Regions from separate parts of the Homo sapiens genome. Here region 1 is linked to region 2. The links are chromatin loops, found by intact Hi-C in ENCODE. Cell type or tissue: gastrocnemius medialis. All regions are shown on one strand. Links, peaks and the distances in the headings refer to the core of each region. The heading gives the core; the rest is flanking DNA.

What was found. Peaks named below come from ENCODE experiments on the same cell type or tissue, not always from the same donor. Only the 100,000 strongest peaks of a DNase experiment are listed, where the experiment ranks them.
Region 1: it touches region 2 in a loop (13-fold over the local background); 10 of 110 quality-filtered maps call a loop at or near these places.

What each region holds. Positions count from the first base shown.
Region 1 is chr1:234,501,844-234,504,758 of GRCh38, forward strand. No RefSeq gene overlaps it. Among named protein-coding and RNA genes, the nearest start is that of TARBP1, 24 kb to the left of the region's middle. In gastrocnemius medialis, for the core only: no CTCF peak of the experiment used is centred there; no DNase peak of the experiment used is centred there; H3K27ac peaks cover 2,500 bases.
Region 2 is chr1:234,882,322-234,885,236 of GRCh38, forward strand. No RefSeq gene overlaps it. Among named protein-coding and RNA genes, the nearest start is that of LINC02971, 73 kb to the right of the region's middle. RefSeq lists an enhancer at 277-346. In gastrocnemius medialis, for the core only: no CTCF peak of the experiment used is centred there; no DNase peak of the experiment used is centred there; H3K27ac peaks cover 792 bases.

The DNA.
Region 1 (2,915 bases), core at 226-2,725, 380 kb before region 2:
GGAATAACTTGGGGAGAGAGAGAGAGAAAAGGAGGGAATGATTTAGGAGGTGTGCATATTCATTTGCAAATGAAGTTATGGAAGTTGCTAGTGAGATTTTTATTGGTAATTAAGTGATAATGCCTGTGTAAAGCTGCTAGAGTTGGAATTCCTGTAAAATACTGAAGGGACTGAGGCCCTTTTGAGAAATGTCTTATTGTTTAGCATTTTCAGAAACAATTTAGGTTTCTGTAGTATCTTATATCCTGTAACTAGTAACTCCTCAAAGCATTCTTGCGAGGCAGGTCGCTGGGCTAACCTATTTGTGCACCTCCAAAGATTGTTCATTTACATGTAGAGGGTATGTTAGATGACACCTCTCTCTCTCTCTGTGACACACACACACACACACACACACACACACACACACGCTAGGATAGAGGATCAAATGTCCTTCACATGGCATGGCCAGGTAGAGAGTGTTTTGTTTTGTTTTAAATCATTAAGATCCTGTATATGATTAGCTTGAGATAATCCAGTTTAATTAGTGGAATTAGAGGAATTAGGAAGGATCCAGGTATGGTGACTACTGAAAGACCTTGAAAGAATTTATGTTTGGGGCCGGGTGCGGTGGCTCATGCCTGTAATCCCAGCACTTTGGGAGGCCAAGGCACGTGGATCACTTGAGGTCAGGAGTTCGAGACCAGCCTGGGCAACGTGGTGAAACCCCATCTCTACAAAAAATACAAAAAAAAAAAAAAATTAGCCAGGTGTCGTGGCACACGCCTGTAATCCCAGCTAGTCAGGAGGCTGAGGCAGTAGACTCACTTGAACCCAGGAAGCATAGGTTGCAGTGAGTCAAGATCGTACCACTACGCTCCAGCCTGGGTGACAGAATGAGACTCCATCTCAAAAAAAAAAAAAAAAAGAAAGAAAGAAAGAAAAAAAGAATTAGCATTTGAACTGCTATGACTGCTATGTAAAAAAGTAATCACTTTCTTCCCTTGCTGGCTGGCAGAGGTGGCCCCAACATCCACAAGGCTGGGAGAAAGTATCAAAGGAGAAAATCAAGAACCTGGCCCCAGTTCAAACTGGATAGTAAGCCCTTGATTAATTAATAACTGCCTCTTCTGTAAATATTATTTGATATTGAGAGAGAGACTCACTTATCTACAAATGTGCCTTGTCTGTAGTGAGAGGTCAGCCAGGACAGGTAGGTCAGAGGGTGAAGTCCAAACTAAGCAATTCCAATGTATCAATTTTTTCAAGAGCATACTTTATTGTTGTTAACATATAAAAAGAAAATATGTTAAATTAATACATATCTAATCAAAAGTCTAAAAGAGTAGTGTGCTCACATACCAACCATGCTGGAACTCAGCTCTTATTAGCTACCTGTTCATGTGGGAGGTGGGTACATGTGAACATGCCTGATATAATGTCAGGGTGTGGGCACGCCTCCAAAAGTTAGAGGGTCTGGGCTCCAGGAAGTGGGTAATGCAGCCCTGGGCACTGGGGGAGGAGAGTGAAAAAATGAGCCATTAGGGTCAGAAAGGAAAAGGGAGAGAAAATTTGGGAACAGGAAAGGCGTTTCATTTTAAGCACCTGGTGCTTAATCCAGGATTTTGTAACACATCCTCACTTTTTCTGGAGGTTCCTAGATTATATCCCCTAAAAATACCATAAGTTTCCTAAGCCCAGATGATGTAATAATCCATGTTTCATGGACTTCCCTCTGCCATTGGCTGGTTGTTCTGTTGTTTTCTGGAGAATAAAGTGACTATGGAGATCTTGAAGGTGATGGACACTTAACCAAGGCCTGTTAATGAAAATATGAAGGGTATTTTGGAGATGACTATTTGCTAGGAGTTTCCAGAGATGAACTGAATTGTCGCATTATCTGTACTATTATTAGTCACAGACTTTATCCATTTTTTCCTTCCCTTGTTTAGCTAATTCTAGTACTTCCTGAGGGATGTTAGTTTTAAATTTACTACTGATGGCCAAGACTAAGTTTCAGGCCAAAAATCTTAGTTCTTGCAAGACTATAAAGCCAAGTCATCTTTTGGAATTATCCAAAGACGTATAACAGAGGACAGGAGAAAACAAATGTCACCCACTCATTTAAACACACAAATACACATTTATAATGGCCACCACACACTGAAAATTTACTAGATGAGTGACACTCCACTGTGCCCATTTAATAATGGGATCAATGAACAACTGAATAAACCGATTGCTGTATTTTGATTGCTAGCTCCTCTTTTTTCCTCACTCCTTGTTCCCATTGTCCTTTTAGCTTCTTTATGCTCTGTTTTAGCAAGCTCATCAAAGATTTAAACATCTGCTTTTTGTCAAAACATCTCAAATTTATATTATTTTCTGTGACCTTTCTCCTGTGCCTATAAGATATCTTTACCTATCTGATATGGGTTGGCTGTGTCCCCATGCAAATCTCATCTTAAATTGTAGCTCCCATAATTCCCATGTGTCGTGGGAAGGACCCAGTGGGAGGTAATTGAATCATGGGGGTAGGTCTTTCCGTGCTATTCTTGTGACAGTGAATAAGTCTCATGAGATCTGATGGTTTTATAAATGGGAGTTCCCCTACACAAGCTCTCTCTTGCCTGCTGCCATGTAAGATGTGACTGCTCCTCCTTTGCTTTCTGCCATGGTTGTGAGGCCTCCTCAGCTGGGTGGAACTGAGTCCATTACCCCTTTTTCCTTTATAAATTACCCAGTCTCGGATATGTCTTTTATTAGCAGCATGAGAACAGACTAATACACTGTGAACCCCGAAAATTTGAGGTAGGTCTCGGTTAATTTGGAAAGTTTATTTTGCCAAGGTGAGGACATGCCCGTGACACGGCCTCAGGAAGTCCTGATGACATGTGCCCAAGGTGATCAGGGCACAGCTTGGTTTTATACATTTA
Region 2 (2,915 bases), core at 104-2,603:
AAAGTTCCATAATCACTTTTTGTATCATCAGTCTAGACAGAGACCTGATCTCTACTATGTAACCAAACCACACACTTCATGCATTTCAAATCACGGGGTCTCTCTTGGCTCCTGTTGTTCTTGATCATGTTTTGTCACAATTTTGTTCATTTGCTTCATGTTGTTCTTCTGTCTGAGATGCACTCCCCATCTTTCTGCCTGGAAAACTTCTATGCATCCTTCAAAACCCTGATCAAAGTCCAACTCCTTTAGGAAGCCTTTTCTGACACCCCTGTCGCATTTCTTAGCCTTCAGCCCTCAGCACAGACCTCCTCAAACCTCAGAGGCAGTGCCTTCCTCGTGGTCACTTCACTGTCTGTCCCAAGTCTCTCTCTCCCCACCTCAGGCCCTGAGCTCCTCAAAGTCACTCTGCCTCCTTCTGCTCCATGCATACACAAGGTAAACCTCGAACAGCACTCATTCAGTAGAGGTTATCATTTCCTGTGAGACTAAGCCCACCAAGAAATCCTTTAGCCTTTCCTTGAGCACTAGTTGTTCTGCATCCTCCCTCCCCATCCGCAGGTGCAGGCAGGTCTTGATCTGACAGAGGTTCAGAGGCTGACCGTGCAGCCCCTCTCAGCTCTGCCCATCTGAACGCTGTCCTCAGGCCTGTCTGGCCTACATTCTCAAACTAGGAACAGAGGTGCATGGCAGGCAGGGGTCTGATGAGATGACAGCCAGGGGACATCAATCACCAGGGCCTAGCAGCGGTGGCACCCTGGGTGCTCTTCCTCAGGAACCGCTGCAGGAACTCTCAGTTCTGCCCAACATCATTTACCAAGGGCCTGTCTGGGACAACCGCCACCAATGGGTGCCTGTCCCACGCACATCTCACCACTAGCAAAACCCAGGGCTGAGGGCTGTGCAAGGGTCAGATTATCTAGAGGACTTACTGCTGCCCTTCAGAGCAGCCATGAGGCTGGACTTACCAATTCTCTTGTAGAGAAGGCTTTGTGGTCCTGGCTCTCTCCATGGGCTTTGCACAGTTGTTCCTACTAAGTTTTTTCCACAGCAGGCTGTGGACATCACAGGGAGGCAGCCATGTTTTTTGGGAGCTCAAGGGTCATTGTGCCTGGGGTCTAAGTGCTGAGCAGAACAGTGAGGAAAGACAGAACATACAGGAGGGCACCAGAGGTGCTTAGATCATGTGGGGAAGAACATCCGGAGGTTAAAATAACTTTTCTTACTCCCTATGTCATCTTTGTGGGTTCTAATGCAACTTCAGGATCTGTTTGCCTTTAAATTCCTTACTGGACAAAGTCAAGTGGACAGGAGTAATTTGGAATTCTTATGTTCTTTCTGACCAGGTACATATGATTGATTATTAAGTATTTCAGAGAGAGTGCAAAGGATCATCCTCAAGGGTTGCCCCAGTTAAATGTGAACAGAATCAAAAGTCATAGCTTCCACCCCATACAATGTTAAGGCATCACTCTGTCATTCATTCCTCCATCCAGTATTTACTGAGCACCTAGTATGTGCTCTGTACTAGGTTCTGAGAGCACAGTGGTGAGGAGGACCCACATGCCTCCTATCCTTCATAGGAGGAGAAAGGCACAAACCAGAAAACCCCCCCAACACACACACACATACACATATATTAACAAGGGAATGAGTGCTTTAAAGTTCAGGAATTATAAACACAAAGAAATGTGGTTATAGACATGGTTCATGGAAGGCTGGAGGGCTGTGGACTTTTCTCCAGAGGAGTAATATTTCAGCTGCATCAAGCAAGATGTGACAGTGGCAGGTGAAGGGGACCCGGAGCAGGTGGGAGGAGAAGCCCTCCTGGCAGAGGGGTCAGGTGTGAAGGCCCCGAGAAAGGGTGGCAAGGGCTTGGCACATGGAGGGATTGAAGAAAGGTGAGGTAGCAGGAGCGTGGCATGCAAACGCCAGCGGCACAAACTGCGCTGGGGAGGAGAGCAAGGGCTGAAGGTGCAGAGCCTTGGACACCATCCTAAGGAGTGTGATTTTTTTTTTTTTTTGGTCCCTCAGTGCAATAGGAAGCCCTAGATGGGGCTCAGCAGAAAGTGACACATTCTGAGTTATATTTTAGGAAGTCACTTGGGCAGGAGGTGCAAGGGTAGAATCAGAGAGACCCATCAGGAGGGCACAGGTGCTGGTGGCCTGAATGAAGGGACTGGCAGAGAAACTGCTGTGATCTGGAGAATGCTGGATATGTGGCTCCAGGGCCCCAGAGGGAAGACCTCATACTCACCTCCACTTGGCACATGCAGAGGAGAGGGGAGCCTCTGGTGCCATACTCAGAAAGGCAGATGCTGGCAAAAGAAATCAAAGAAGAATGCCTCTCTGGACGCATGGACCTCTGAGTCCTGCCATACCTGGGCTTTGTCCAAGACTGAGGGAGCAAGCTGGACTGGGCAGGAGCAGGAGCAGGACAAGTCAGGGCCTTCCCCTCCTTCCATACAGCCAGCCATGGTCCTGAGGCAACCAGGGACCAGCACTTACACAGACCCTGCCTGGAGGTTCTGGTTTCCCCAGCCCAAGAAGCCAAGGTCATTCATGCCTTTGCTGACCTGTGGCCTCCCCATGGCCCTGTCCTAGTGCCCCAAGGCACTAGCCTCCAGCTTCCCAGGCCACATGTCCCAGGCTCCTTCATGCCCCACTGCAGTCTGTACCTGGCCCCCAGGGGCACCCATGCCTGCAGAGACTGCCCAAGTGGTGGATTATCAGCCTGGCTCTTCCCTCCTGCACCCTCAGCCCTGCAACAGAGGAGAGCTCTTCCCTAACCCTTGGCTGCAGGTTGGTTGTATAATTTGCAGTGGGCACAGGTATGTGGTTAGAGGGCCAGTGTGTCTGCTGCAAGCATAGGCCTGACAAGCCTTGCATGTTTCCACTGCTCTTTTGTATCTCTG